Linked DNA regions of Homo sapiens: region 2 is linked to region 1. Evidence: chromatin loops called from intact Hi-C (ENCODE). Cell type or tissue: mammary epithelial cell. All regions are shown on one strand. Each heading gives the region's core, and the rest is flanking DNA. Links, peaks and the distances in the headings are about the cores only. Region 1 overlaps ATG10 (autophagy related 10). Region 2 overlaps ATG10 (autophagy related 10).

Evidence for each region. Peaks named below come from ENCODE experiments on the same cell type or tissue, not always from the same donor. Only the 100,000 strongest peaks of a DNase experiment are listed, where the experiment ranks them.
Region 2: a loop joins it to region 1, with 11 times the contacts of the local background. A loop is called at or near these places in 3 of 110 quality-filtered maps.

What each region holds. Positions count from the first base shown.
Region 1 is chr5:82,169,643-82,186,141 of GRCh38, forward strand. ATG10 (autophagy related 10) reads left to right here. Exons shown (of 8, transcript NM_031482.5): 5 at 8,848-8,945. Among named protein-coding and RNA genes, the nearest start is that of RPS23, 100 kb to the right of the region's middle. In mammary epithelial cell, for the core only: a CTCF peak has its summit at 5,180 (motif pointing right); no DNase peak of the experiment used is centred there; H3K27ac peaks cover 245 bases.
Region 2 is chr5:82,250,496-82,266,994 of GRCh38, forward strand. It overlaps ATG10 (autophagy related 10), which reads left to right. Exons shown (of 8, transcript NM_031482.5): 6 at 2,067-2,164; 7 at 2,819-2,934; 8 at 3,573-5,638. The coding sequence ends at 2,930. Among named protein-coding and RNA genes, the nearest start is that of RPS23, 20 kb to the right of the region's middle. In mammary epithelial cell, for the core only: a CTCF peak has its summit at 8,862 (motif pointing left); no DNase peak of the experiment used is centred there.

The DNA.
Region 1 (16,499 bases), core at 925-8,924:
TGTGTATTTATATTTATGTTACACATATGTTTATGTAGACAGTAAATCTAGCCAAGGTCATGATAATGAACCATAACATGAATTTTGGTGAATTAAAAAGAGATTCTAGGGATTGAAATGAATTTGAAGAGCAAACAGTGAAAGTTATTTTTAAGAATAATGAAAAGTTATCTAACTAATACAAATATATTCAAACTGAAAAGTCCAAATAACAGAGGAAATCTAGTGAGAATTATTTGTTGAGCCATGTAAATGTTTGAAATATTTTGGGGAATTAGGATAGAAGTCACATGCTGGGTTAGAACATATGATAGCAATAGAATCTCATTGAAAAATCAAGCCCTGTTTTGAAAATGTACTAAAGGAAAGGTGCTAAAGAAATGGGAAGTAAAACTACAGAGATAGCTAGTTAGCCAAAAGGTTTATTCTAAGCAGAATATTGCTTAGCCACATATACAAAAGGCAAGAGATTTTAGTTGGACCCAGAGGCTTGGGAGAGAAAATAACAAGGTAAGTACATTAATTTTATTAACCTGTAAGCGACTGTATTTTAGCTTTCTTAGGTGAATGTTTGTGCCATATGGAAAAAACATCTCTTTGCTTACTATTGGCACAATGAGCCCTGTTTGAAATACCTATTAAAATATACATGAGTGCCTACTGTGTGCACAACACAAATCTCATTAGCCTCTTTTTAAAATATGCTGAAACAAATCACTGCCTAACTTGTAACTCATGTATTGTTTTTCTGCTCCTTCAAAGTCATCAAAGCAGTATTCGAGTCTATATGTTAGGTGCTGTTTTGAGAAGGCAGAGACTGCATTCCATGAGAAGGAGACCAGGTTGGATGGTGGAAGTAAGGGTATTCAAAGTGCTGGTATAGAGTAATATAGTAGTAATAGGTCCATGATGTGGGGATAATGTTTGAGGAAAGCCAGGAATACAAATTACTGAGTATTAATCTCAAGAGTTTGGGATCAAAACCTCAGAATACTTTGGATAGGATTGAAAATAGAGTGTTGGCAGGGCGCGGTGGCTCACACCTGTAATCCCAGCACTTTGGGAGGCCGAGGCTGGCAGATCACCTGAGGTCAAGAGTTCGAGACCAGCCTGGCCAACATGGTGAAACCCCATCTCTACTAAAATACAAAAAAAAATAGCTAGGCATGGTAGCAAGCGCCTGTACTCCCAGCTACTTGGGAGGGTGGGGTGGAAAATCGCTTGAACCCTGGAGGCGGAGCTTGCAGTGAGCCGAGATCACGCCACTGCAGTGACAGAGCGAGACTCTGTCTCAGGGAAAAAAAAAAGAAAACAGAGTGTCTTCTGCTTTAGAACCAGCAGACCTTAGGCTGTAGATATCCAGCTGGTAGTATGGTTCTCAGATTTCTGGATCAATAGTGGTATCACAGGGCTGATGTCTCAGGTATCTTGTGGACCCAATGTTGCTTCCCTTGGGACCATTTTCTGATTCAGAGGTTCATCAAAATGGTCTTATATGTCCTTTACTAGGTTAAGTGATTCACTTAATTTAAATGGAAGGGTATAACATCACTTGCGTTATTCCATGTTTCTTAACACTGTGTGTGGACAGTTTAAGATGATTCATAATTGCTCCTTTATGTGCTATTGGGCATATGTTCATAAAAATAGATTGTAACACACATAAACTTTCTCATGTAATTAAAAACCATGTTAACATCTATTTTTTCTATTCAAGACTGCTAGACAAATATATAACATTTTAAGCTGATAATTTTGAAAATATTTATTAAGCAAGACTTTTAAACCATCTATTTGTGCTATATTAGATGTGTACCCCTGGTTGCAAATAATTTGATAAGCAGGAAAAGGCTTATTGAAGGGTAGATCGTAGAGTCAACTGAAGGTGGTAGAATGACAAGGCAAGGGAATATCTGCCTCCCTTTAGCTTTGGTGGTAGAAATGGGGCTCTGCCTCCTACTTATTTTGGAATTTATCTCCCAAATTGGAAGTGTGTTTGGATACTGAGAAATCACATATCTGCTATAGCTGCATCTGCTTAATGCTATGGATTTATGTGAGTATGAGGGTTTTTAAAAATATAAATGTAAAACATTTAATCAATTAATTTTATTATGATCATTCAGCCATTATTCTTAGAATGTGCTAATTACTCTAGAAATAATGTTGAACTTTCATCTGTTCATTCATTTGAAAATATTTATACATAAGGCATGGATATGTTTCTGAAATGCTGAGATAAATAAAGGAAATCAGAGATGGATAATACCATCAAGGAGCTTACAGTCTAGTGAGGGAAACACAAGATAGGTCTGAAATTCACTATAACAAGTAGAATATGTTAAGGACCATAAGAGAGGTAAAAGGCACCAGGGCTTGGAGAGCTATGACTACCTTGAGCTGTGGTGATCAAGAGAGGCCTTGGCTGGACATGGGATTTGTCCATGAGTGATAGGGGAAAGGGTGAGCCAGGCTTGGGAAGAAAATCATGAAAGGGAAAATTCCAGATACTCATAGGTTAGGCAGTGTTGATGGGGACCACTAGTAATAGTAGCAACAAGAACAATACAACTAATATGCATGTATAACTTTACACTTTACAAAGAACTCCTGTGCACAGAAACACATATAATGTAGTGGTGAAAAGCGCATGGTCTAGAGTCAGAAAACTTTAGTTCTGATTCCTAGCTCTGCTGCTTACTAACCTTATGACCTTGGGCAAGTTATTGAACTTTGCCATTTCTTTTCTTTCATCATCTGAAAAAAAAATTGAGTTAGCAATAATACTGATTTCAGAGTTTCGAGGATCCTGAGCTTATATTGGAAATGGTGCTTGACACTTAGTGCCTTTCAATCATGCTAGCCAAATTATATATCTAGATCTTCACAATAAAATTAGAAGGTAGTAACTATTATTACCCTCATGTGAAGACAAAAACTGCTCAGAGGGGTTAAATTATTTATTCAAGGGTACATAGAAAACTGTAGAGTTGGGACTTAAACTCTATAGCCCATTTTTCACTACATGACACTTTCATTCAAATAACTGAAATTTAAGAACCATATAGGTTAAATTAATTAATTGATGTTATATGCAAGCAAAAGAAAGTTGCCATAGTTCATATTTTTGGAATTTCATTTAGATTTCTTGAGCCCAATAAAGATACAAAGTCCTAAAATGCTTATAGGAATAAATAAAAGTTACAGAATTAGCCAGTATAGTAGCTGAAATGAATGTACGTGAACAATTGCACTCATTTCATATCACAATATAATTTTCTCACTGAAGCAAAAATGAATTTTCCCCTTTGGTGGAGCTTCATCTCTGCCTTACTGTGGAGTATGACATGAATTTTTATATCTTTCAAAGCTATGTTGAAGACAATATATTGAATAATGACATTTTTTGTTGTGAAAAATCTACTCTTTCCTTTTTATTTCTAATGGCCACATTCAGAACATTATTCTTAAACTTACTCTGAATTATTTGTACTCTCTCTAGTCTTCATTTTAGGAGTTAAAAAATGTTAGTGAAACCGTGCACAATAAGGATAAAGGTGACTCCAGCGTGCTTGCACTAGAGTTAGATAGTGCTGGTGAAATATCTCATGCTGTTATTGGCTCATGAAAACTAATAGCCCTGAGAAATTTAATTTAGAAAGCTGCACATTTTGAGTAATATATAGATTACTTGACATGTGGGTTATTATTCAATTGAGAGATTTTATATGAAAATGTCAAATTAAATGCTACTGGCAGTTGCTAAAGATTGTACTTTTTAATTATTCTATTTTTCACCTAATGTCTCTTCTTCTTTTGTCATTGACACTTTAGATTACTGACAGAACATTCCATTAGCTTAAATGTGTATTATCATTCCAAGTGATACAGGCACATAGTAGGCACTCAATAAACACTTGTTATATAAATGACCTCAATTTACCATGCTCACTATGTAGGTTACTACTGAAATTATTTTGGCTTCTACTTCTTTTTCAAGTATTCAAGAGATTTTACTGAGCTACACAGCCTCAATGTGACTAATGAAATTTCTAAGCATGTTAAAATTGGTGCGATTGAGTATCTTGGATCTGAAACGAAGGAGTTGTTGATTGAGTATGCTTATGTCTCCTCTGACTGAGGCCAGATGTAAAAAAATAGACTCTCTTAACATGGTTTAAAGTTTCTCATTGAAGATACTTTGAATTGAACATGCAGGCACATAATAATGTGTTTTATGTACTTAACCAAGTATTTATGTCCGTGTTTTAAGTTTTGAGTCTTCAGTTTTCATAAATAAGTGGATATGTACAACATTCTTCAGGTTTCTACTTTGTTTATATGATGCAGTTCTTTATACATATATAAATATCCCAGTTTGTTTCAGTGGGATTTCTCAAGTATCCATTTTGCTTTTGAAATAATTAGTCACGATCATATTTGAATGCATTTTAGATATTAATAATGTATGCCACGATTTTGAAGATATTGCTGATTAAGTTAGATCTTTTGTTTTTGTATGAAAGATCTCAAAAACTAACTTTTGTGTGTCTTTGATGATGAAGGTGTGAACTGTGACTAGGCAAACCAGTGACGAAGGCTTAGGGAACAGAAACCACATCATACCTCATTAAGTCATTGTTGTCATAGAGACAAAGCTATATTTACCCAGACCTTTTACAGTGTAAGTGGTCAGCAGAAACTGGAGAGATTTGCAGAGACACAGAGGAAAAGCAAAATTATATACTTTTGCCAACCATACTCTGATTACTCAACATATTTTGGGAACTGCTGGTTTTGAAACTTCTTCCAGTCCTTGTGGCTAGAAGTTGGAAGATGGTTACTTATTAAAGGTGAATTTGTTTGGCGACAACAAAATCATTTGGAAGCAAATATATGGAATAAAATAAGTATAATTTTTTTTCCTTTGATTTAAACCTATTTGGGACTAGTAAGTAATTAGTTACTTGTCTGGCTCTGAAGGCAGTTCAAAAGTTCAAAGGCAGTTCCATTGACAGAATTACAGCATTGTTGGAATAAATATTGGTTGAATTTGCTGAATAATCAGGTAACCTCCCTAGGTGACTGTTTTGAGGAACAGTGGTCTTTTGAATATTTAAGACCTGATATGCTTGTTTTAAAAACATGTAGTCCCACCAGGCCTAGCATGCCACCAGCAGGGGGTGCCAAACACAGAACTTCAATAGGTGCTAAAGAGACTGCAGTGGCCCTTGAGATAGCCGTTATGGGCCTAGAAGAAGCAGATATTTTAACAATGGTATTATAATTGCTTGTTGACCTTCCTCAGTTTTTTTAAGGGGGTTAGATTTTGGAAGTTGGAGACCATGGTTTGGAGAGGGTATTCATGGAGGTCACGACTGTCTAAGCCATCTCAACCAGTTGCATCATTGTGGATGTATAACAGACTTGCACTGTTATATTACCAATTTTTCCATTGGTTTCCTCATTTGAAGAGTCTACTTTTCAAACAAAGCTCTGGTTACAACAATCAAAAGCAAGCAAGTTGGTTTAGAAAGTTGGGGTGAGAAGAAAATAGTGCTTATTCTGAAGAAAAAGAAATAAAGCTTTGCCAGGCCTCATTGGGATTGCAGCTAAAGGACTCCACTGAGGTAAATACTTTCCTGGCCTCTTGTCTCTGCCCTTCCCTATATAGCCACATTTTTGTAAAGATGGAGTCTCACTTTGTTGCCCAGGCTGGTCTCAAACTCCTGGCTTCAAATAATCCTCCCACCTGGGTCTCCCAAAGTGCTGAGATTACAGGCGTGAGCCACTGTGCCCAGCTGTTGTTGTTGTTTAAGGTGATGAAAATGTTCTAAAATTGATTGAGGTGATGATTGCACAACTCTACGAATATAACTGAATTGTACACTTCACATGGGTGAATTGTATGTACGTGAATTATATCTTGATAAAGTTATGTGTGTTTTTTTTTAGTCATTGGCTTTAAGTGACGAATGTTAGTGATATGCATGTAGTGCTAGTGATCCCCTACCCAGCCCTGGTGGTCTTTCCACTGGTTGGCACCTCTCCCTGGAACGCTGTGCCTCCCAGTGTTTGCACACAAGTTACTTTCTCACTAAAGTCTAAAATTGCAAACCCACCTCTGGCTGGCACTTCTTAGCCTGCTTTACTTTTCGTTTTCACCATAGTATGTATCACCTCCTAAGATAATATACAGTTTACTTGTTTATTGTGTTTATTGTTTATTTTCACACACACACACGCACACACACACACACACACACCCCAAGGCATAATGTAACCTCCATGAAAACAAGGATGATTGTTTTGCTCACTGATGTATCACAAAGGCTTGGAACAGATGCCTGGCATATAGTAGGTGCCCAATTATATAAAACATCTACTTCTAAAATTAACTTCTATCCAAACCATTTACTCCATACTTACATTGTTGCCTGAAATACTTTAAGGAATAAAATTAAAATCATTACTGATTACCAGATATGAAACCCAGCATTCTTCTCTAGGTCTGAAAAGCTTTATGGTAATAGAAATAAAGTTAAGGAAGGCATTTTTTCATCATTTATCATTTGCTCAGTAAATATTTGTAAAGCATTTGCAGTGCCTCTGCCCTCAGAGGCAGCGTGGACCAGCAGGAAGAGCATTGGTGAGTCCTGAGATCTGGATTCAGACTTCAGTTCAGTCATGAACCGGCTGCATACTTTTGGCAGATACATATTTCGTAAGACCTTGGCTGCCCTATTTATAAAATTAGTGGTTATACTAGCTCTAACATTTTATTATCCTACTACAGGTATTTGTTTACTTCTAACTTTGACGTGTAAAAATTATTTTAAAAGCATGTCGTTCTGTAATTTGATTAGTTTACTATTTGACACTAAAGTTCTTAAGATCTTATTTGCCTCTTCCCACACCAATACACACACACACGCATGCGCACACAGACACACGCACACACATACACATATGCATGCATGGCATTTGCATATTTCAAAGATGCATAGTGCTTAAGAGCAGAGTTTGGCCCTACTCTGTAAATGTGTTCAGAAAACAATATAACACAGATACTGAAGGCAGCTTGTTTTTAACTTGTAGCTAAACATGACATTCAAATGTTAATTGGATGAATAAATCTTGTTCATTTTACAGACATGGAAATGTCAATGGAATAAAACTATTTATCACAAGATAATGGTCTCCTGCCGCTAGATAAATGCCAAGATGAAGATACTTATTGAAAATGTATCAAAATATTCTATTGCTATTTATTGAAAATAAAGGTTGAGGAAAAGTTCAACTTTTTAGGTCAAACATGAGAAATGCCCTGCTTATAATATTAGTATGGTACTATATCAAAGATGATATGCACGGTATAGCAACATGGGAAAATTCTAAGAAATAACAGTCTAGAAATGAATCTTTTAGGTTTGAGAATTACTGGAATAATTGTGTGAGGGCTGGGAGGAGATTCCTGATATTTATTGAGCTCTTATTGTGTGCCTAACACAGTCCTGGGTGCATTCACTAATGTAAGCCTCAAAAGAACAATACCCAGAAAGGATCATTATTCTCATTTTGCAGGTAAAGTTAAAAGCAAAATAATTTGCACTCACATGGAGAGTAAGTGCCAACACCAGGATTTAAAACTTAGTCCAGATTCCAAATCTAGTGCTTTTTCCCCCAACATCATACATTTCTACTTATACTTGAAAGTCTTAATACAGTGATTTTTGGAGCTCTTGAGTAGATTATTTTCCTTATGCTTTGTTGCCCTTGATGACCAAATACTTCTTTGGTCTAAATATTCAGTATATTGCTATGTGAAATATCTTTAAGTGATATCATCCATTAGCCCAAAAGAGCACGCCCATAAGTCTTGAGGGCCTTATAGCTCTGAATGGATCAAGTTATATTGGATTCTAGCATTAAGACACCTTCTTTCCAGTAGTGTATGGTTTGAAATCTTTAGGTGACTTCTTCTTTCTGCTTTCTTTTCAGAACTTAGATACCTATTTTTCCACTTTACTTACCTTGTGTATAATGTAAGTGCCATAGTGGTCTTTGTAAAATACATTGTTTGGGTGGATACAGAGGGATAATTGAAACAACTTAAAGAAAAAGAGCATTATTGTTCAATAAAGCTTTTACTGCCCTCTTCATGCCAACCCCGTTCTCTTGTCCTTCCCCACCCCAAGAGTCCCTTTCTCCACCTGCCATAGACACCAAGTGTTAATATCTCTCTTCCTTGGACCATCAGTGAGCTTCAGTCTTCTTCAGGCAGAGACCACTCTACTGTAATATACTTGTCATAGTTTCCTCAGTAGATGTTAGGCTCCTTGTTAGGAGAAATTGCGTGTTTTTCTTCTCTCTATTCTCCATGGTACCTGATGGAGTGATTTGGACATTATAGATACTCCATGAGAATGTGAAAGATGCATGGGTATGGCTTCTTTGTTTTAAGGACTAGAGTAAGTATGAAGGATTCAGAGTATTCATGGTGCACCTTTATGAATATGGGAGTCTGTTGGTTCCTTTGCCTGTGCTTGCATCTGTCAGTTCTCTCTAAAACACATTTGGATTTTATTTATTTTGTAAAATTCCTAGAGGCAATGAATGAGCAGACAATTTAAATGCTAGATGGATACAAAGCTGAGAAGCTTGAATGTTTAAATTTCCCTCAGGAAGAAAATAGTAATTCATATAGCACTCTCTTGATATATAAATAGCATGTGCACTGAAGATCTTTCTAAAAGTCATGATATTCTTCCAGGAGTTTTAGATTGACACCAAGCACCATTGTGTCACATGAATTACTAACTCAGTCTTTACCATGCACTTTCACAGATGGGAGACCTTTAACTCTGAAGGACATATGGGAAGGAGTTCATGAGTGCTATAAGATGCGACTGCTACAGGGACCATGGGACACTATTACGCAACAGGTTGGAGAGTATTGTCATTTTATTGTATGCATGTTATTGTATTCTTTCCCGCTGCTCATCTTTTCTGCTAGTTCCCTCTCCAACTCTTTTCCCTATTTCACTTGTCTATATCTTTACATATTTCACCTCAAAGACAGTTTCCTTAAAAAAAAACCTTCCCAGACCCAGTCTTGGTTTAGCCACCCTATTATAAGCTCTCAGAGTGCCCTATAATTATCCTTTAGAATGCTTATTCCAATTTTAAATTACATATTAGGATGATTTAAAAAAATTGATGTCTGTCTTCTCCACTATACAGATACTCCTTGACTTACAATGGGAATACATCCTGATAAACCCATCGTAAGTTGAAAATATCTGAAGTAGAAAATGCATTTCATACACCTAATCTACTAAACATGAAAGCTTAGCCTAACCTACCTTAAATGTGCTCGGGACACTTACATTAGCCTACAGTTGGACAAAATCATCTAACACAAAGCCTATTTTATAATAAAATATTGAATAGCTTCATGCAATTTATTGAATACTTGACTGAAAGTGAAAAACAGAATGGTTGTATAGGTATCAAAATATGGTTTCTCTTGAAGATGTATCACTTTTGCACCATGATAAAGTCTAAAAATTGTTAAGCTGGACCATCCTAAGTCTGGGACTGTCTGTACTGTGAGCTCTCATATAGGCAGACCATGTCTCTTTTATTCTTCATTGTACATGCAGCACCAAAACAGTACTTATCATGTAGTATGTGCTCAATAAAAATGTATTAAGCAAATGAAAATAGAAACTAAGTTGGCTTATATATTAAGAAATAGATGATTTGGCTTATGTAATCTATACTGTTTTACAGTTTTACTCATAAATACATTTGCAAAAAAGAAGAGCTTTTGATTAATAATATGGTTGCAATAGTGATTTGCAAAAGTAGAGAAAATAGATCTGCAAAAGTAGATATAAAAAGTAGATTTGCAAAAGTAAAGGAAATAGATCTGTCAATCATGTAAGTCATTACTGCCTTGCTAAAATCAGTAGTTATTTTGGAAATTTAAAACTACTCATCACCTTGCAACCAATCATCATCTCCTTAAAAATAATTTTTACTTATATCAAAAATATTATTTTTTCCAAGCTTCTGTTCAGCTAATGAAAGCTTCCTTTAAAAATGAGTTTATCAGTTATTAGAATTTTTATGCCCTCTTATGTGTTTGATCATAATGACAGTTTACCTCCCAATCAACATAAGAATCCTTAGCATCTTGTAAGTGGTTCTTTAACAATGACCATTTTCTAGGTTTTAATTGAGGACAAAACTAGCTTTAGGTATTTGTATCTTTCACACTGCCCCTCAAATTAATCTTTTCTCTTCCCACTGTCACCCTCCTAGATCAAGCCCTCTGACCTCACGTGGAACAATTAGTAAAGCCTCTTACCTGTGGTTTTCTGCTCCTTTCCTCTCTGCCCCTTACCTGTAGTCATATCTTTTTAACCACTGCTGTGCTTACTTACCTGTGCTCAAACCTGCAATAGTTCTCCGAGGGCCTATGGGATGTGGTCTAAATGCTTTGCCTGGGCATCAGAGGTTGCCACTCCCTGGTTCCAACCTGCTCTTCTAGGTTTATCTTCTACTCCTCTGCTCTATACAGCTCTTGCCAAATATGGTTATTCATCTCTCTATACTCCTCTTGTGCAGTTTGTTCTTGTGATCTTTTCTAGATCTAATGCCTTCCCTCATTTTTCTGTATGCATTACCTGTTACTACCTGTCCTCTCATACATTCCCTTCTCTGAAACCACTTCAACTCACAAAAATTGCCCCTCTGAAATCCAAATCTGTAGACCAGGCATTGGTGGTGCTGTGAAGAAGGATAATGTGAAATATGAGAAAACCAACCCTAAAGATTTGGCAAGAACATTTTATTTTATACAAACTATTTTGGATTAACCTTTAAGTATGTCAAGATGAGTGCTAAGAGTTCCAGCTTCTAGTGTCTTGTCAGTGGCCACAAACTGTACAAAAATTTGTATTGTAGAGTCCTTATCCACAAGACCCAGAAAATGTTTGGTTGTAAGAGTCAAGAAAGATGGCAAAAGATAGAGGAAAAATATATTCAAAAATATATGTGTATTTAACTTTACACCCATTTATCAACTCTTTCTCAATTCCATTATACTCTTGAATCCAGTTCTTACCATTTTCCTTTTCTGCCTCTAGCAGATAATTAATCTCCTTAATGCAGGCCTGTATATAGCACAATTTCTAGTGGTCTGTGATATTTTATATTTTAATTCCACGTGTCTTTGTTCTGACCCATGACATAAGAACAAGATTTTGATACAATGTTGACATAGATTTCTTTTTATTGATAGAACTCTTACATTGTTAAACTCACCACTGAACCAATCTGTATATAGATTATTTTTAATAGAATTGACGAATGTCTTTCATTTTATAGTTATTTCACTGTCACACAGCCTATTAGTGTACCATCTTTTTCCTCCCTATCGTAGTACGGTATTACAGATCAAATCCTATCACAACAAGCATTACTATTTCTAACACTAAGGCTGGGGCTCACTTAATAGGAGGGATATTTGATATAACCACACTACAACACAACTATAAAACTTAGGTGGTCCTTTGGAATTGATCTTATTGGGATTTGATCTGTGAACAGATATCCTACTTCTAATAACAATGTTTATTTAAGCTTTAAAATTGCTCATCACAGTGCGTGTCGAGGCATTACAGACCAAGTAGGGGAAACTCATTTGCAGCCATTGCACTACTTGGCATTTGAAAATCATCATGAATATTTCCTTTGGAGATCTTGGCTTTTAATCCCAGATTGGTTAATGGGTTGGTATTTATATCCTCTTCTTTGCTTGAGATCTTTGGGAGAATGGGTCTTCATTTTTTAGTACCACATACAAAAGAAAACAAGGTGTCCTCAGTGAGATGGAGGGGGAGAAGATGATACAGCACTAGGGAAGAATGGGCTGATAGAATATTGGTGGTGTTGAATAGTAGACACCGTTTTGCAGAATTATACTAAAGAATCATTAGCTTGCGGACTGAACATGATAATAATATGCTGTCCTCCAGAGTGGCTTAAAAACAAATGCAGCCTTTGCATAATATAAAATGCATTTCACTTCATTTTCAGGCCTGATTGTGCTCATATAGTTTGTTGCTCTTCATCTTTAGTAATCACACTTCTGTTCTTTCAGCATTTGTCTTGATGATAAGGACCTATTCATGTCAGATGTAAACCCCCTCTTTTGAAGATAAGCCACTCATAAATTTCATACATTTGATTATGGTGATTACTTACCTGCTTTTGCCCAACATTACAGACTACCTATTATATCAACCCTGTAGCCTAATAAAAAAACTTCTGAAAGAAAGTTAACAGGTACTTAGGTTGGATCTGCCTTAATTGTTATAGTGAGTGTTACAATAATGATCACTGGAAGGTGTTGGCTCTATGTTTTAAGAAAGGGATTCCTGTGATCTTGGCATGGCCTAAAGTCACAAAATAAAAATGGGTACCTTCAATTTCACTTTAAGATATGTGTGTTTATGTGCAGGGTGTATAGTGGTCAGATAAGTAATTTTTTCTTAGTGGATTCTTTTTTTGAACTTTATATTATGGAAAATTTTAAACACATACAAAAGTAGAGATAATTGTGTAATGTGCTTATTAGCTGATGAAGAGTTTGGTTTTTTCCATATCTCATACAGTTAGGAACTTTTTTGAAGCAATTCCTAGCATCATTTTATTTCATCCCTACATATTTAAGTAAATATTTTTAAAAGATAAGAGTTCTACATGAATGTTCGTATCAGTTTTATTTATAATAGCTCAAAATGGAAAAAAACCCAGGTGTCTTCAGTGGGTAGATGGTTAAACAGAGAGTAGCATACCATTACCATGGAATACTACTTAGCAATAAAAAGGGACCAATTATTGATATACTCAGCAACCCGGATGAATCTTCAAAGAATTATGCTGAGTGCAAAAAGGCAATCCCAGAAGTTGCAGAGTGTTTGATTCCATTTCTATAACATTTTTGAAATGACAAAATCATGGACTGAAGAACAGATCTGTGGTTGCCAGGTGATAGGGAGTGTGAATGGGAGGGAAATGGCTGTGGCTATTAAAGGCAACGTGAGGGAACCTTATGGCAGTGGAAATGTTCTGGATCTTCACTGAATCAGCGTCAGTATCTTGTTTGTGATATTGTACTATAGTCTTGCAAGATGTTACCATTGGGGGAAACTGGATAAAGGATATGAGATATCCTTTTGTGTCATTTTTTTAAATTTTTATGTTTAAAGTAGAGATGGGGGTCTTACTATGTTCCCCAGGCTGCTCTTGAACTTCTGGCCTCAAGTGATCCTCCTGCCTTGGCCTTTCAAAGTGATGGGATTACAGGCATGAATCACTGCACCTGACCTCTTTGTATAATTTCTTACAACTAAACATGAATCTACAACTATCTCAAAATAGTTAATTAAAAAAGGTAAGGACTCAAAAAAAACATAACCACAATTCTATTATCACAGATAAAATTATTAATAATTTCTTAATATCATTAAATAAGCAATTAATGTTTAAATTTCCCAAGTTCTTTTTTTATAGTTTGTTTATATCAGGATCCAAAATAAGGTTTACACATTAAAATAGTTAACATATCTTAAGACTTTTGGAATCTTACAGATTCTCATTCCTCCATCTCTTTTTTTTTCCTGGTAATTTTTTGTTGAAGAAACAGGTTGTTTGTTCTGTAGTGTTTTGCAGTCTTGATTTTTTTTTTCTAATTGTATTTCTGTGGTGTTTACTATGTTCCTCCCTGTGTTTTTTTATAAACTGGTAGTTAGATCTTGAGGCTTGATCAAATTCAGGCTCGATTTTTTGGCAAGAATACTTCATGGTTGCTTCTGGGTATGCCGTCGGGGGGACATTATGTCTGGTTATCCCTCTTTTTTGTGATGTTAGCAGCCATTGATGATTATTGCCTAGACCCATTAATTCATTAGTGATTGCAAGATGGTGATGTTCTAATTCTATCATTCATTATTTATTAGTTGGACTACTTCTATAATGACAAAGTTTCTCTCTCCATCTTACTTACCTGAGGTATGCTTTGATTAGGAAGGGCAGGATAAATGCTTGATTCTTTCCCTTTGTGAGCTAGCTTTCAAGATAATGAGTTGGTTCTCTAGTATCCTCCAAAGGTAACCAAGAACCTTAAAAAATATGTCTTTATGGACTCATAAATGTTTTGTATGTGTCCGTTCATAGTAGTGGTTATCTTTATTGATGTTCAGTTTACCTCATCTTTAGCCAGTGGAAGTCTGGCCAAAGACATTGGCTCCTGAGTCATTTTGATACAACCCATGTGGCTTTGATGGCTTCCTTGTTTAGTGGTATGACAAGTGGTTGCACATGCATGTTGTGCAATTCCTGCCCAGACTTGTTGGAGTCAGCCAAGGAGAACTGGTTCCTTTGGGAAATGGTAGTGCCTTTATCTAGGTGTTGGAGCCAGAGAGAGTGGATTTGACTTTGTATGCCACCACTTACTAGCTGCATGATCTTGGTTAAATTACAAAGATTCTGTGTCTTAGTTTGATTTTCCATTAGAGGTTACAGTAGCATCTACACAGAGCGAATGGGAAGACTAAATGAATCAATATATGTAAAATACGTTGTACATTGCCTAGCACATAATATGTAGTAAATATATTATGTAATTATTGTAATCATAATCATTATTATTTTTTCCAGGTAAACATAGTTATTTCAGTGATTTTCTCAGCCATTGAAGATTAAGCTATGCCAAATTTAGGATCCCCCCTTCCCACCCTGGAATTTATACTAAACTTCTGGACCCTAACCGATAATATCTACCCCAGGGGCTCTGTTTCAGGTCTGTGCTGCCTCTTTCTCCTCATCTCTGTCACCCTCGCTGTCTCTCTCATCAAACCTTTGCTTTCTAGGACCACATCCTGACTTTTGTGGGCCTTAGATACATTTACCTTAACGGACTCCTTTCTCCATAAAAAGGTATTAAAATTATATTTTATAGCTGCATTATTAGAGAGATGACTGTATTCATACTATATATTAAAATACTTTCTTTGACCTACAAGTTTATTATTTTATTTTTTAAAAAGCAATTAAAATATTTTCATGGATTCCTAAAGGTATTGTAGACCCCAGGCACCATGCCTACTCTGTCTAATGAATAAGTCAGCCCTACTACACCTCACTCTTTTCTGCTACCGCAACAGGGCTGCAGAAACATCAGGTGGCTGTCTGCAGTCCTTCTATGCTCAGAAAAGTCTGGCTGCCCCTCCTGTTTTACAGCTGCCTAAATATAATGATGATGATGGAAGGGACTTTTCTTCATGAAACCTACTGTGTACTAGAACCATATCCTCTCTATTCTCAAATTTCCAAACCACAAGAGATTCTATTGTGTTGTGTTATTTTGTACGCATGTATATGCACACACATGAGCACGTACACATACACATGCCCCTCTTGGGAAATGGCTTTTCAAAATTGCCTCTCTCTAAGCCCCTGCTTTCCTTCCCAGCTCTGAGGAGAGAGAGTTGTATATGAAACTCAATCTGTATCTTATCTCCTTTTAAATATATTCTTTCTAACACTTGAACTATGTGCTTAAATTTGGAAACCAAAACTTTGGAGGTTCTTTATTTTCTGATTCCATATGTCTGGGAAAGGAAAGTACAAGTGAATGAATGGGGTTGGAGGGATAAAAGTGGGAAGAAACTCGTTGATTATTTTCCTCATTTCGTCCTACCATGCAAGTATTTAATACTATATAAGAGTAAGTTTAAATGTTTGTACAGAGTGGAATAGGAGAAGCCTGTGCAGCACACATTTTGCATATCCCAAATACCACTGAGTTCCTTTTGAAGACTTCGGAATGCCTAAAACATGCAAAAACATGACAATTAATTTTAGTGGGTTTCATTATGTTTCCATGATAAATTTCTCAGGGTAAAAAAAAAATAAAAACACAACAAAAAAAACATACTCCTTAGGTACCTTTTGGTGAATAGATTGCTTTTGACTCTCAGTGATGCAGGAAGTCACTGGTTAAGGATTCTTAAATAATGAAGCTTGATATGTTGCCTGGTGATTTATAATGATGGCTGATAAACTGATGATTTAATTGTGCTTCCTCTAGTAATAATCTTAAGTGCTCAAGTGAAGTTCCAGTGATTGGCTTTCTTCTGAACTCAGTCTCCCTGGAGTCTTTAGGCATCTCTTTTACACAACATCCGATAACTGACTTTTAACTGTTTCTATTTTAAATAATACAAATCAATTAAAACACACAGCTGTTTAACAAAACTTCTCAGTGTTGGTATAGGTCTCAGTGGGTATTTCCTGATGGCTGATAATGACATCAATTTAGTGCACCTGGTAGTATCTGTGTGAACTGGAAGTGGTTTAATTCTTAAATGACGAGAAAATTAAGAAGGCTTTATGGATTGCTGCTGCTGCTGCTTCAGAATCAC
Region 2 (16,499 bases), core at 5,125-13,124, 85 kb after region 1:
ACATGATAGGAAAAGAGTGAGAGTTACACCTCTTAGGGTGTAACCCTAAGAGGGATACACACATTCAGTCCATTGTATTACCTCTTCCTTCAGGCCTTCCCTTTCCAAGTCTAATGTCACCACAATCCCTCCAGAATCATGTTACCCTGTTGTGTTTCCTTTGTAGGGCTTATAATTATCTGGATTATCTTATTTATTCGTTCTGTGTGTTTATTGGCTGTCTCCTGCACTGAAATCTAAGTTCCATGGGATCAGGAACATTGTTTATCTAAGAGATGCAGTGGTCTCTATAACTATAGCTAGAAGTATTCTGGCAGACACATAAAAAAGATGATTGATTAATATATGTTGAATTGCTAAATATTAGTTTAAGGCAGGTAAGGGAAACCAGATTCAAGTTGGACAGGAGGACTTGGCATAGGCCCAACACATCAGGGCTTTGAGCCCAGGGCCCAGTTAGGGATGGGAATGAAGGTTGGGAAGAGAGCTGTAGAGAGGAAGCTGATGCCTTGCTGGAAGAATCAGGCGACTGGTCAGAGTCACCTGGAGATGGCACTCAGGGAGAAACAAATGCCAGGTGGTGCTAAAAATGCCAGATACATGCAATAACCTATCACTAGTGGATAACTCATCCCTCACCACCACCACCCCAAATCTCCATACCCAGTGTCACCAATACAAGAGGAATTGTCCCTTCCAGTTCTTGTGAGTGGATATGTGCATAAGCATACAGACATGAATGTTTGGAGCTGAGGGGTAGAGGCAGCAAGGACAGCCACATAATTCATCCCATCAACAGCTCTGAGTTCAGCTTCCCCTTGGGTTGGCTGAGAGAAGAAGCCAAGAGAAGAAACTAGGCATCCCCTAGTCTAAATCCAGCCTACAAGCCTGTTTTACTTGTCCCACTCCATGTTTAAAAATAAATTATGCCAACACTTAAATGTAGGAGGTTTAACATAAACTTCAGCTTTTCTAGGTTAGTTTCACAAATAGGGAGGTCTGGCATGCTGAACCTGCATTCCCACATGGGACAGTTGGCTGGAGCAGAGTAGCCAGCATGGCCTTGGATGGGTGCACTCGGCAGTTTCTCACGGGCCCCGTCATCTGCTGGTGTATTTAGCTGGCATTATCCCCTTAGGTCACCTGCTTTGTCTTCATAGGTATTTGAGTTTGCAGTGTTGGTATAATGGTTAATCCACAATACAAATAATCAATAAATGTATCATCAATAATAGTGTTTTTGTTGGTAGAACTTGTGCACAGATTACCCACTACATAGAAACCTCCTAGGGCTCCCCATTGCTTGCCAAATGATGTCCACGTCCCTAACTTGGGTATGGTCTGACCTATATCTTATATCCAATTACTACCTTATAAAAGAAACAGAGTTACATTTCAGGCTTTTAACTTATAAAAACAGCCCTGTAGGCTTGGGAGAGACAGAAGGAGAGAAATGAGGAAAAAGAAAAACAAAAACTCAGAGACGGAAAGAGAGAGAGAGACAAACAGAAGTAGAACAATTTAAATAGTGCAGGCCATCTCCTCCCATCCCTGGTTCTACTCGTGGAACATGTGCCCACTGGCACTGGATACATGTAGGCTTGAAACAACATGTTGACAAAATTTGTGTAAAGAAATATGCAAATGATTTTGAGTCTCTTACCATTGACAAAGAGGTGAATAAAATGAATTGTTTAGGTTGTCAAACTACTGAGCTTTGTGAACATCCTTGAAGAAAAACTGAAGAATAATGATAGGCCAAAGAGAAACACTGGCCAACAGAGAGGGAACTGATAAAATGCAACTACAGTTTATATTGTGTAAACAAAAATGGGTGCCCTGCTATACTCGACCATACTGCTTTATCAATGAATAGTCCTTTCTCACCAACTTCTTCTGATGTTTGGATTATAAATTGTTTTTAAAAATAGAAAATAAACCTGTATATTAATTCAATAACTTGGAATTTGAGACAAACCTTTATTTTAAAGGAGTAAACCAGATAAATTATTTTAGCCTTTTCAAAGTAACTCACACTGATCCTGGACCAATTCTGATTCTTACAGGAACATCCAATACTTGGGCAACCCTTTTTTGTACTTCATCCCTGCAAGACGAATGAATTCATGACTCCTGTATTAAAGAATTCTCAGAAAATCAATAAGTAAGAAACACCATCAAGATACATTGGCTTCTACTCTGATTTTAAAAGTGTAAATCTTTTTATGTGACTCTAAATGCTAGGCTAAAAAAGAAATATTAATAATAATAATGGCTAACACAATGATTTTTAGGATATGCTAGATGCTGTTCTAAGAGTTTTAGATACAGTAAGACATTGGATTTTTGCAGCATTCCTATGTGCTAAGTACTATTATTTTGCCCAATTTACAGAGGAGGAAGTTACAGAACAGAGGAGTTAAGCCACTCAAACAAGGTCACACAGCTAGTTAAGTGGTGGGATTTGAATCTAAGCATTTTGGCCTCAGAACCATGCTCTTAATCACTGCACTCTGCTACCTTAGTAAGTGCTGTAAACTGTAAGGGTAAAATTTGAATCATCAAGGGAAGTCAGGAGCCAGTACCTTACCTCATTCTTCAACTACCCTAATGAGGGATCCTTACAGGCTCTCTGGACCTTAAATTCTTGTCAAGCAATGGGGCTGGCATTCAGAAATGCTGAGATTCCAGGTGGTAGGTACAAATCTTTGAAGAAAGCCTCACTTTTGTTATTGTTGGTGACCAACTGATGTTCTACCATTCATCCAAAAACTACAATGGAAACGTTAGCATGGCCTGTATTTCACTTGTTTCCTAGGAATGTCAACTATATCACATCATGGCTGAGCATTGTAGGGCCAGTTGTTGGGCTGAATCTACCTCTGAGTTATGCCAAAGCAACGTCTCAGGATGAACGAAATGTCCCTTAACAAGGTAAAAGAAAAGCCTGGATTTAATGTTTTGCCGTTACAAAGATCAATGTCTCCATTGCATTTAGACTCATCCCACCAAATGCAAAATTTGCTTTCATCTTTAGTGGGCAAACCCTGACTTAATTTTTAGTTTTCCAATCAGTCCCCTACCAAGTTATTTAGGACAGGGATCCCCAAATCCCAGGCCATGGACCGGAACCAGGCCTCACAGCAGGAGGTGAGCGGCAGCTGGGTGGGCAAGCAAGCGAGCATTACCACCTGAGCTCTTCCTCCTATCAGATCAGCTGCAGCATTGGATCTGCATAGGAATGTGAACCCTATTGTGAACTGCGCATCTGAGGGACCTAGGTTGCGCGCTCCTTATGAGATTCTAACCAATGCCTGATGATCTGAGGTGGAACAGTTTCATCCTGAAACCATCTCCCATTCGGTCTGTGAAAATGGTTTTCCCTGAAACTGGTGCCTGGTGCCAAAAAGGTTGGGGGCCACCAATTCAGGAAATATTTTACTTTGCTGTAAGTAGCATGCACTCAGTGACAGGAATGGATAGTTTTATTTTAGTACTGATATTCTTAAATAAGTCTTTACTGCTCAGTTATTTTTCTTTTATTCTCTTGGCTTTTGTTTTATGTTCTTCAGATTCTTCTATTGAGTTTAGGAATTGCGGCACGAAGAATGCCAAGAGTTTACCTGGCCAGCCCTGGCTTTAATAGGACTGATACCATGGAATATTTCATCTCACCAAGATGTGACATGGATTATTTTTCCCTTGGACACAAATGTCTACAGCAACTGGTGTTTGATAGGCTGAATGTTTAGAAGAAACACTTCAAAGGGATACATCATGGCCAGGCATGGTGGCTCACACCTGTAATCCAAGCACTTTGGGAGGCCAAGGTGGGAGCATCACTTGATCCTGGGAGTTCGAGACCAGCCTGGGCAACATGGTGAAACCCTGTCGGTACAAAAAAATACAAAAATTTGCCTGTTTATGGTGGTGTGTTCCTGTAGTCCCAGCTCCCCAGGAGGCTGAGGTGGGAGGTTGGCTTTAACCCAGGAGGCAGAGGTTGCAGTGAGCTGAGACTGTGCCACTGCAGTCCAGCCTGGGTGACAGAGCCAGACACTGTCTCGGGGAAAAAAAAAAAAAAAAAAAGACACATCACTATAAATAGCAAAAAAACAAATCTAACTTATTAATACTAGGAATACCAACATTATTAGGGCACTTGCAGGTTATTCTTTTCTAGGCCAAGTACTTCACTTCCATTTGTCTGACATGGAGATTGAGGGAGAAATGTATTTGTGTGTTCATTTTAATGTAAGATATATAAAAATTAAATTACTGGATTTACCTGTCCCTGAAACTGGTGTTATAAACATGACCTATCTTAAGTGATTTTCCCACAATCAAACTCAGGAACAATAGATTATTTCTGTTTTACTCCAAAAGAGAGAGAGAGAGTGAGTGTGAGTGTGTGTGTGTGTGTGTGTGTATGTGTGGGTGTTTGTGTAGATAGTTGTAAAACAAAGAAAAAACACAATATTTTACTGTGAGATAATATGTTTTACCAGCAAAGTGTGGCATAGTAATTAGAAGTTTTCTAAAAAGCTATAGGAGATATTTAAACATTAAAATTTCTTTTTGACCTATAGTAATAAAACAATGGTCATTTTACCCCTCTGCTTCTCAACCCCACAGCTGCTCTGCTGTACTCTTTGAGGGCTCTTGAGCGAGTCTTCATGTCCCTGAGACTTATTTTCCTCATCTTTAATTTGAAACTAACAAGCTACCTCATAGGGTTGCTGTGAGAACCACATGAGATCATTAATGCATGATAAGATATTGTAAAGTATTATACGAATATTCATTAAATGCTCACCTTTCTTGTATATAATTGGTATTCACTAAGGCTGTAAATAAGTTTCATAGCCAGTTAAGTATTAAGATAAACCTAACCTGGAACAATTTTTTTTTTGGTTGCTTGTTTTGTTTTTTGCTTTCATTTGCTAGGAGCTGAAACGAAGATTAAAATGTCATTGGCTTTTTAGAGAGTCTAGATTAGTGTGTCTTTGAATGAGGGATATACTTAAAATCACCTGAGGATCGTTTACAGCTACAGATGCTGGGGCCACCTGACACAGTCTCTCTGGGGGTGATTCTGCTCTGGAGAACCTCTGGTCTGGATATACCTTTATTGTGACATTGATTTGTATTGTTTTGCTCTACTGACAGGCCTTTTCCAATCCATACAAGCTGAACTTGCTTCCTAATGTTTGTCTAGGCCTTACATGGATAGTAAGGAAGCTTAGGAGACATGTACACAAGGCAGCCCACTTGTAGGAAACTGCTTCAGGTGAGGACATCATTCACCAGTGGATCACCGAGCACCGTGACAGCACCCTCAGTCCACGTCTGCAGATTAAGAGCTGAACTCTCACAGAGAAAGTGGAAGTAGAGAAAGGGTTAATTCAAACTGCTAGAAAAGCTAAAAGTAAATTTTAAAATGCTGAGCTGCCCATATTCATGCTAGGATGAGAGCCGGCTTAAATGCTTGCTGGGCATTTTGGTATTTACCACTTAGCATGTTTTCAACTTCTGTGAGGGATTTTCCCCCCAATCTCCCTAATGTAAACACAGATTTCTCAGCAAGTCATTTCTCAAGCCATGTCATTTCTAGTGTAAAATAAATTATAATAATGTGTCATCTGAATGGTGTTCTTGTCTGCAAACATTAGTTATCCTTTGCTAACAGATTCTGAGATGAGAGTCTATCAGTTTGGAGCCAATGTTTAGTTTTTTTTAAAAAAAGTTAAAAATACAACTTTTTCTCTGATCAACAAAGACCTAAAAATTCATCAGTGGCAGAAAAAAGTTCCAAGGAGCTCCTGTAGACTGGGGAGGCCTTTCTTCCCAGATAGATCCATCTCCTCAAGCAGCTTGATTTCTTTCTAGAATTTTTTTCACTTAAAAAACTTCTAATTTTTGGTTGATAACAATTTCCATTTTTATAAATGCAGTTATGCTAACAGAATGTTATCCTGACAGTTATTAAACATTAGAAGATATTTGGTTTTGTTGAAGTAACTGTTCTTTCTCGGCAATATGAGGATTTTTTCTCCCTGCTTCCTCAAATAATGTACAACATCTATCAGAAATAAGGCTGGGTAAAGTCGCTTCCAGCTCACCTCCTAAATTCTGCTTCTGTGTGACCTTGGAAAAATTTCTTCACCTCTGTGGTCCTCAGTTTCTTTATTTGTAAAATAGGGAAATTCAGCTATGTGTCTTTTGCGACAACCGTGAATTTTTAGGTCTGTGAAATAGAAGTCCAGAGATCTAAACTGTGAGGCTGGTTAACTGCTAGCTGTGTGACTTGGGCCAATTTTCTTATTTCCTTCTTAAACTATTTCTGAAAAATAAAGCCCACAGTATCTATGCTGCTTACCTGACAAGGGCATAGAGAAGATCAAAATGATACATAAAACTGAATGTGCTTTAACCAAGGCAGTGAGACATGGAGTGAGGGGTGACAGTGGATAATGACCTGCTCCTTCAGCGACACTAGCATCCCTACTCCTCTCCACCTCATTGTATGTCTGAGCCCTCCCCAGTGCCAAGCGCTCTCTGATCTGGGGAGTCTTTTCCTTCACACCCTTAGCTGACTGTTGCTTATGCTGGTGCCCACCTGGAAGTGCTTCCTTCCCCACAGGTCTACCCAATTCCCACCCTGGTGTTGGTGATTCACTGTCACAAAGCCACCTCTGACCACCACAGACCCCAATCAGTGCTCCCTTCATTACTCACCATCCTTAGTCACTATGAGCTTTTAGCTGCCTCTCTTCCGCTCTAATTTCTCCCCAACTTGATAAGTATTAATTAAGTCATTTCAGGTGTTGGCCACTGTCCTTGATTTGCTGTGTTGCAGCATACACAGAAGAATGTCTGTGTGTGCCACCTAAGTAGAAAGGCTCTTGGGTTGGGAATTTGAGAGGTGGGAAAACTCTTTGAGGGACCAGTGGAGGGAGCAGTGAGGGGAGCAGAGGCTGTGTTGCTCAGCAGGTACTAGCCTACGAGCTAGAGGTTAAAAAAACAAAATTCCCCTTCCCCCCAACAAAGGCTTATTAAAATCAAGAGAAAAAAGGCCAGAACTGGGTTTTTGCATGTATTTCTCCTATGATAGGTATAGTGGTTTTTATTCATACTCCCAAAATATTAGGAAATAGAGCTCTGCAATGTCAAAATCAGCTCTTACATAATCCAGAGATATTCCAGTGAGGTTTTTTTAGGGTTAAAATTTAAGAATGAGAATATGAAAATATTCACTTAAGCAGATTTCCTCTTACATACTGAATCCTAGGCCAGGTGCCACAGATAGCAAATGGGGAGACATAAGAATGCCATAGTCCAGTGGAGAGGACACACAAGAGGAAGCTTCAGGAACAGTAGGCTGCATGCTGTGGGCAAGCACATGCCAAGGAAGGCTTTGCAGAAGAGGAATGTGAGTGGAGTCTCGAAAACCTTATGACTTAGCCAGGTCAAGAGTGAAGGAAGAATCTTGAAGGTGCTTGTAGGGAAGTGGTGAAGAATCAAGCTGGCTAGAGCAGGACTGGGGCCAGCTCGGGAAGAGTCTTTACTGTCACACTGAGAATTTGTATTTGGCCCGAAAACCACAGCCACTGCTGGGATTCAAATAGAAAAGTTAAAGTGATCACATTTGCGTTTAAGAAAGAACCTGTATTTTTAAATGGCTGCTGCATATAACTAATCATCCATACACTTTGTCAGGTTTCGTTTTGTTTTGTTTTTACTGCAGTGTCTTAGCCACAGGATTTAGAAGGTTGAGGAGCACAGCAGGGGCTGAGATTGTGCCAAAGACACTTCAGTTTTTACCTAGGGTCTTCCAAAACAAAACCTGCCAGTGTCCTGAAAAGCCTTGAATTCTGACTACTGAGTTACCTGGGGCAAGTCACTGCACCTCTCTGGGCCTCTGTTTTCTGATATATTAACATAAGAAAGTGTATTTGATTGAGTAAAATCAATTTATTGTTTTGTAACAAGCTTTTTTTTTTTTTTTTTTTGAAATAAGGTCTTACTCTGTTGCCTAGGCTGGAGTGCAATGGCTTGATCTTGACTCACTCCAGCCTGACCTCCTGGGCTCAAGGGATCCTCTCATTGCAGTCTCCTGAGTAGCTAGGACTACAGGCGCATGCCACCACGCCTGGTTAATTTTGCTTATTTTTTGTAGAGATGAGGTCTCACTATGTTGCCCAGACTGTACTTGAACCCCTAGGCTCAAGAGATCCTCCTATCTCAGCCTCCCAAAGTACTGGGATTACACAGGTGTGAGCCGCTATGCCCAGCCAGTTTTTTTTTTTTTTTAATGAAATAGAATACATAAAAAAGAAAATATCAAAGTGCACTACACATAGTAAGGGCATTATTGTTTTGTGAAACTTTGGTTTCAACTATATGTTTTATATATATATTTATATATATATATATACACACACATATTTTATATATATACACACACATATATTTTATATATATATGAAATCTGTGTGTGTGTGTGTCCACACACGCACACATGCACGTGTGCACTGGGTTGTAACATAGACTGTATTTCTAGTGCCAGAAAATAGAAATCTGAAAACTGATGGACAAATAAGCTTCCTTCCTATTCTAAGACTTGATTCTCCTTATGCTGCTGACCAGTAAGTTGCTGAAGGCTATTCTATTAATAGAAGGGTATAGGAAGTACTTAACAATTATTGTTTCTGCGGCACTTCATGTGCACAAAGGTGTTTGAAGCTACTCCTCTGGATTTTTACAGGGCTTCTCTATGGAAGCATTTTCACATTTTTATTCCTAAATCTGGTAGTTCTTTACAGTAATCCTGTGATCTCAAGCCCTTGCTTTAACTTTTGTATTGTTAGTAGTGACATCTAGTGGTTCTGTTGCAAGTATCTTGCATTCTAGACCATTGGAGCTGAAAGTGATTTTAGTGACCACCAGGTCTCATTTTGTAAATTATTAAAAATAAACTGAAAACTCACATGTATTCCTACATTCAAATCAACTCTATATAATAATAAATAAAACCTATAGCTGTGTAATGCTTTCTTGGATTACTTTGAAGCTTTTCAAATACCCAGAAGTCACTGTTGGTTATAACCATGAGGCAGAAATTTAACAAAGCATGCCCTGATAAATTAAAAGGAAATCATAGTTCAGTATAGCTACAGCCTTTGGTGCATTGTTATTTACAGGTACATGCCAGAACCTCAGGCTTTCGCATGGTGCCTGGTGTTTGGTAGCACTCACTAAATCTTTGTTGAATGTTTGAATATGTGGGTGATCACGAAGCCCTGGAGAAGAATCACAGAAGATGTGGGACTTGAAGGACAGAGAATTTGATAAGAGGCTAGAAAGCTAAGCTTTTAAGTTAGGGGCCATGGAAGGCCAAAAAGGGAACCATGAGTAGGACCCAACAGGGCACCTTTCAAGGTTTTAACAGAGAAAGTTGACTATGTGTAGTTGTTGGAGGACTCATTTGGAAGTGGTAAATTGGATGGATTAGAAGGAAGAGAAACTGGATAGAGGCCAAGAAGCTAATGTAGTGGTGAAGTGATGAATTTCTAAGTTAGGAAGGTGACAGAGTAAAGAGAAAGAAATCAGTGTCAGAGACATTTTGAGAACCAGAACTTGATGTGAAGAGAATGAGAAGACACTTGTTATGACTTGGTTATGGCTTACATTCTATACTGGGAGTCCCTGTCCAGGCCTGGACCGTCTTCCTTGGTCTCTGTTCTGCAGGTATCAGGGATTGAACTTGCTTTCTTCTTTCAAGAAGTGCCACCCACCCTATCCTGTGAGCAGATTTCTTTCTCCCGACCAGCAGCAGAGTGAGATGTAGTCTCCTCGTGCTGTCCTTCAGTAGCTTCAAAGAAACAGTCCCCAGGCCCTTTCCTGCTTATCCATAGGGAAATGGCTAAGTAAAATGTTGTACTATGTAGCAGTTAAGGGGAATGAATTCAATCTCCATGTATCAAAATGGGCACATCTCAAGAAACATTACTGAGTTAAAACAGAAAACAAATAGTAGATGTTAACTATGAGCTGTGTTTGAAAGTGTCCCCCCAAAAAGCATGTATGTGTTGGAAAGCTAATCACTGTTCTAACAGTTATTAAGAGGTGGGACATTTAAGAGATGATTAGGCCATGAGGACTCTGCCTTTCTGAATGAAATAATGCCATTGTTGCAGGAGTGGTTCCTTTCAAAAGGATGGGTTTGGCACCCTCTTGCTTACTCTCTCTCACCCATGTGATGCCTTCTACCATGTTATGAAGCAGTAAAAAAGGCCTCACCAGATGCAACCCCTCGATCTTGGACTTCCCAGCCTCTAGAGCTGTGAGCCAATAAAGTTCTGTTCATTTTAAATTACCCAGTCTGTAGTGTTCCATTATAGCAGCACAAAATAGACTAAGAAGTCACTATGCATGCAGCTTGATACTGTTTATATTTTAAAATGCACTAATACCATGTATTTTCTATAGGTACATATACTGCAAGTGTATGAAAAATATAAAAAGTGATCTAGAAGGAAGGACACCAAACTTGTAAAAAAGGTGATCCAAGACTTCTTTGATCACTCTTTGCAGGTATAGAGTGGGAACTTGGTTTGGAAGTAATCAAAGAAGACTTTGGCTCTTTTTGTAATGCTAGACTTAATCTATCCATAGAATGTAAAACTAGAAATTCCTTTTTAAAAAAAGATTTGAGTCCTCATAGATAATTTGGGAAACACAGAAGAATTTGAAGGAGAATATTTAAAAATCACTGAAGTGTATATCATCTAGAATAACTGCTTTTAAATTTTTTATGTATTTCCTTGTGCTAGTTTAAACATATTTAATTAGGAGCATCCTGTATATGGTTTTACATCCTGCTTTTTTCCACTTAACAATATATCTGGAACATTTTCTCATGTCATTTAATGTTCTTTGAAAATACTATTTTAAATGACTAGCTAGGATTTCTTCTATTCCAAAATGTACCAAATAATTATCCTATTGTTTGAGTTTTGGTCTTTTCTAATTCCTCACTGTTTATTTAACATACATTCATTTCAGCACTTTTTCGTGTCAGGAACTGTTCTAGGAATATAGTGGTCAGTAGGGCAGACAAAGCCCCTACCCTCAAAGAGCTTTCAGAATGTAATGCAATGAGCCAGGCGCAGTGGCTCTCCTGTAATCCCAGCACTTTGGGAGGCCGAGGTGGGCAGATCACCTGAGGTCAGGAGTTCGAGAACAGCCTGGCCAACATGGCAAAACCCTGTCTCTACTAAAAATACAAAAAAAATTAGACGGGCATGGTGGCGTGTGCCTGTAGTCCCAGCTACTCGGGAGGCTGAGGCAGGAGAATTGCTTGAACCTGGGAGGCGGAGGTTGCAGTGAGCCGAGATCGTGCCACTGCACTCCAGCTTGGAGGACAGAGCAAGACTCTGTCTCAGAAAAAAAAAAAAAAAAAAAAATGTAATGCAATGAGAAATGTAGGCAGAAACCTGTGCTCACATTTTGTTTCTTTAGGTTACGCTGTTAATGGAATTAATGGATCAAAGGATATAGGATCATGTCACTAAATTGTTCCCCAGTAAGGATATAGCAATTTACATTCCCAGCAGCAGTCTGTGTTTTATCATTTTCTTAAATCTTTGAAAATTATTTTACTTTGCTTTAATCACTGAATTAAACATTTTTCTCTTGTCTTGCTAAGATTTCGTGGATCCTCAGCTTCATTTCTTCTTAATATGTTATATTTTTCTTAGCATGTTAAATTTCATTTTCTCACCTTCTTCTTGTGACTTCATTGCCCCTACATGTCCATTGTGCTCCTATAAGAGCAGATTGTCCATGTTCTGGTTCAGTTTAACCAGAGAATATGCAGTTAAACAATTGGAATATGTATGTAATTTTAAAAAAATATTATGGAAAATTTCAAATATATGCAAAAATAGTACAATTAACCTTCACATACCTATAAATTGGAATCAACAATTACCAAGATTTTGCCATATTTGTTTCACTTAACCCTTTTTTTCTTACTGTGCTCAAATACTTTTAAGCAGTAACAGACTTTATGTCATTTGTTTTTACAGGTGCATACTGAACATTTTTATTTGATTTATTCCTTCCATTCTTAGATGTTAAAAACATCTTTGGGTTTTTGTCCTCTGCTTTTATGCCTGAGGGTGAGGCTTTGTGCCCTCTTTCTAATTTTTACAAATAGCATGGGAACTTTTCCCTAAAATGACCATAATTAGGGCAGCCATGAAATAAAAGCAGAATGTAAAATGTGCATTTTGCAGGTTCTGCAGACTGGATCATCTACAGAACTGGACAACATTGGGAACACTCATAAACCATGTCAAACCACAGTCCACTTCTCTCAGTTGTTCTCAACTGTGATTAAAATGGAAAATTATGTAATATGTGACTAAATCCTCATTGTTGTACAGGTTGAAATAGTAGCTGGCTTCTTGTGTTAGGAACTCATATACACAAATATACACACATAATTGGAAAATTCTGCATATAGTTTCAGGCGTTCCTAGTCCCTCTAAAATCCACCTATGGGCCAAACCCTATCCATCTATGGGAATCCTGGCAAATAAATTCCACTCACAATGGCTTTCTTTCATTACACACACACACACACACACACACACACACGCAGGAGGAAGATGAGTATGTTGATAAGGAGAAAAGTATTTAATTATAAACATATAAGAAAATGTGTAAAATACAGAACAAACAAAATCAACTATTGTATACTATAATTAAGATCCTGGAGAAATACTTGGAACCTATTAGGAACTTGTGGGGGAAAAGTTGTCATACTACCTGCAAACACACACGAACAGAGTACCTAAAGTTGTCAAACTGTATAGAAAAAAGAATCTTATTATAAGCTGGATAAATTCATAAAGCTATTGGAGAAAAAAGATATGACAAAATCTATTTAATACCAGTTTCCAAAGCAAGAAATGAACAAGACACGTTTTAAAAAGTAACAGTTCTCTCTACTGTTCTCAGCTGTGATTGAAATGAAAAATTATTTAAAGCATGTCTTACTTTGCCCATTATTGTACAGATTTAAACATTAGCTGGTTGCTGAAAGAGGTAAGTAAGCATTATAATACATCTGTTAGCATATACACTTTGAAATTTGGGTTTGCTCTGTATGTCCTACACTTTTAGCACAGCCAAGCAATGTAGCCCCTTGTTCTATTTATTTTTTTCTTTTTCTTTCTTTCTTTTTTTTTTTTTTTTTTTTGGAGAGGGAGTCTCACTCTGTTACCCAGGCTGGAGTGCAGTGGTGCGATCTCGGCTGACCACACCCTCTGCCTCCTGGGTTCAAGTGATTCTCCCACCTGAGCCTCCCAGGTAGCTGGGACTACAGGTGTGCGCCACCACGCCCAGCTAATTTTTTGTATTTTTAGTAGAGACAGGGTTTTGCCATGTTGGCCAGGCTGGTCTCAAACTCCTGACCTCAGGTGATCCGCCCGCCTCAGCCTCCGAAAGTGCTGGGATTACAAGCGTGAGCCACTGTGCCCGGATTTCTATTTCTAATTAACTATAATAAAAGAGTTTTAGGCCAGGCACGGTGGCTCACACCTGTAATCCCAGCACTTTGGGAGGCCAAGGCAGGTGGATCATGAGGTCAGGAGATCGAGACCAGCCTGGCCAACACAGTGAAACCCCATCTCTACTAAAAATACAAAAAATTAGCCGAGTGTGGTGGCGGGCGCCTGTAGTCCCAGCTACTGGGGAGGCTGAGGCAGGAGAATGGTGTGAACCCAGGAGGTGGAGCTTTCAGTGAGCTGAGATCGCGCCACTGCACTCCAGCCTGGGTGACACAGTGAGACTCCGTCTCAAAAAAAAAGTTTTAGAAGGCTAGATTTAAAAATTTCTCCCACACTGTGACTAGATTAGAGAACAGAATTCATGCCAACAATAACTTATTACCACAAATAAGCAGAGTAAAAGGAGCTGGTACTTCTGTGGCTAGATCTGACTAGTGACCTGGGGACTTTGATTTCCTCCTTACCCTCCTTACCATCAGAATTGCTGTTTGCAAGCTTCAGGTCAGCTGGAAAGCAGAGTGCATTAAGGAAGGAATTTGTGATGGTGCTCATCGCACACATCTGAGAGCTGTGTGTGAGTGGCTCCCTTGTTTTTGAAGATACACATCATATATTAGAGGCTTAAGTGACCATCTGAATGAGGTGGCGACTGGGCATGTGCATATTTGAAAATATTAGTTATTTGTCACTCATGGTTCCCTTCAAATGTGTCACTCTAAAAAACTATTTTCTTCTATGAGACAATTTATGCTTTAAAACATTTAATTGTTAAATGTTTTAATGGTTTGCTCTACACCTTCTGTGGTGACATTAGTGTGACAATAAGCTATAAAAATCCACTTCTCTTCCTCCGGTACTAACAAACATAATATCACTTTACCAAACAATAAGGACAAGATTTGTGTTAGAAACGAAGACTGCTCAGTATAACCAGCAAAGACAGTCCCCCAACTACAGTAGCATGAGAATGTGAGTTAATGCTTAAATAATCCACTGACATAGATTTTATAGGTTAAAATAAAGATTACATAAGTTACTGTTAGTGAACATTTTATTGTAATATGGTAATTTATTATCGTAGTCTCTTTTCTTGGCTTTATGCAAAGCCAATAAAGAAAAACGCTAGCTACTTTGACAACCTTCCAACAGATTCCAGGAATATTATCCACAGCGTGACCATTATGACCAATCCTACAACTAGACATTTTCCTGGAATGAAATACAGGAATCCAATACACATACAGATACACATTCGAATTTTTATAGCTGTCATATTAGAACTGTGTCTCTCAGTGCTATCAAAAAATAACATGAAAAGGCCCACATTTATCTGAGGTGTTGTGTGTTTAGACCTTCAAAATTTTTTTTCAGAACATCAGTAACTGGAGTGTTTCAATATTTTCATACAAACACACAGAAAATTTACTCCCCTTCGCAAAACAGAAAACAAAAACTCTTACTAAATACCCGGATAAATTTGTGCCTGAGTTTACTAAGTAGCTACCTGTAAGGCAGTGTTTATCGTTTTGCGATGGGGTGTTTCTGACAGGAACAATTCCATTTGGAGAATAGACTATTGTTTTGACTTGAGCTGTGCCAATTACTTGGGCAAATTTATTTATAAAATACTTAACAGCTGCCTTATTTGGGCTTCCAACTTCTAAGATGAGAGCAGTAATAACCACAAATGGAGAAAACAGGGGGTAGCTACATAAGAACTACCTGACAGATTTCTCATGGATACCCTCAAGATGGTTTCCCAGGGGAATTCTGATGTCACTGGGTTTGGGAACCACAGAACTAAGTGATCTCCTGATTCTTTTTGCTATAACAATTTCTGATTGGTTTGGGCTTTGCTAGGCAAATAAAGAGAATACAGATTAAATAACAGACTAAATTAACTTACCCATTTGTAAATTTTATATATACATATATATAAATACATTACTTTTTATTTATAAATAATTTAAGGCACACAAGAAGTTGCAACAATAGAATAGTTTGTGTATACCCTTCATCCAGCTTTCCCAAATGATAGTATCTTTCATAACCAGAGTATATTTTCAAAAGTAGGAAATTGACATTAGTCCAAAACTATTAACTACAGAATTTACTCACTGACCAATTTTTACATGTTTTTATTGTGTGTATAGTACTATGAAATTCCACTGCAAGTATTGATTTCCATAAATATCACCAAGATAAAGACACAGAAGTGTTTCATTCCCACAAAGAAACTCCCTCGTACGATCCTTCCTTTTATTGTCAGACTCTGCCCCCATTCTGAATCCCTAGTGATCACTGGTCACTTCTCCATTGCTATAATTTTGTCATTTCAAGAGTGTTATATAAATGAATCCATACCAGATACAACTTTTTGAGATAGGCTTCTGGTATCCAGCATACTGCCCTAGAAATTCATAGAAGTTGTTTTATGTAACAATCTGGCTGAATAGTGTATCATTTATGGATATACCACAGTGTATATATTGGCCCATTGAAGGGTATTTAGGTTGTTTCTATTTCTTGGCTGTCCAAATAAAGTTGCCATGAATATTTATGTACAGGTTTTTGTGTGGACACTTATTTTCATTGCTGTATTTCAGTCCTGTACCCGGGACTACAATTTCTGGCTCATGTTGTTAAGTATCACTTTTTCAGAGTGACTGTACTATTTTTCCACCAACAATGCATGAGAGATGCAGTTGCCCTCCTTTCTCACCAGTACTTGGTATTCTCAGCATCTTTAGCCAGGTTATAGTGATAACTTGTTGTGGTTTTAATTTGCATTTGCCTGATGGCTAATGATTTGATCATCTTTTCATGTGCTTATTTGCCATCTCTTTTGTGAAGAGACGTATATTTGCCCATTTTGTAATGGGATTGTGTTTTCTCACTTTTTGTTTAGAGAATTCTGTTTTA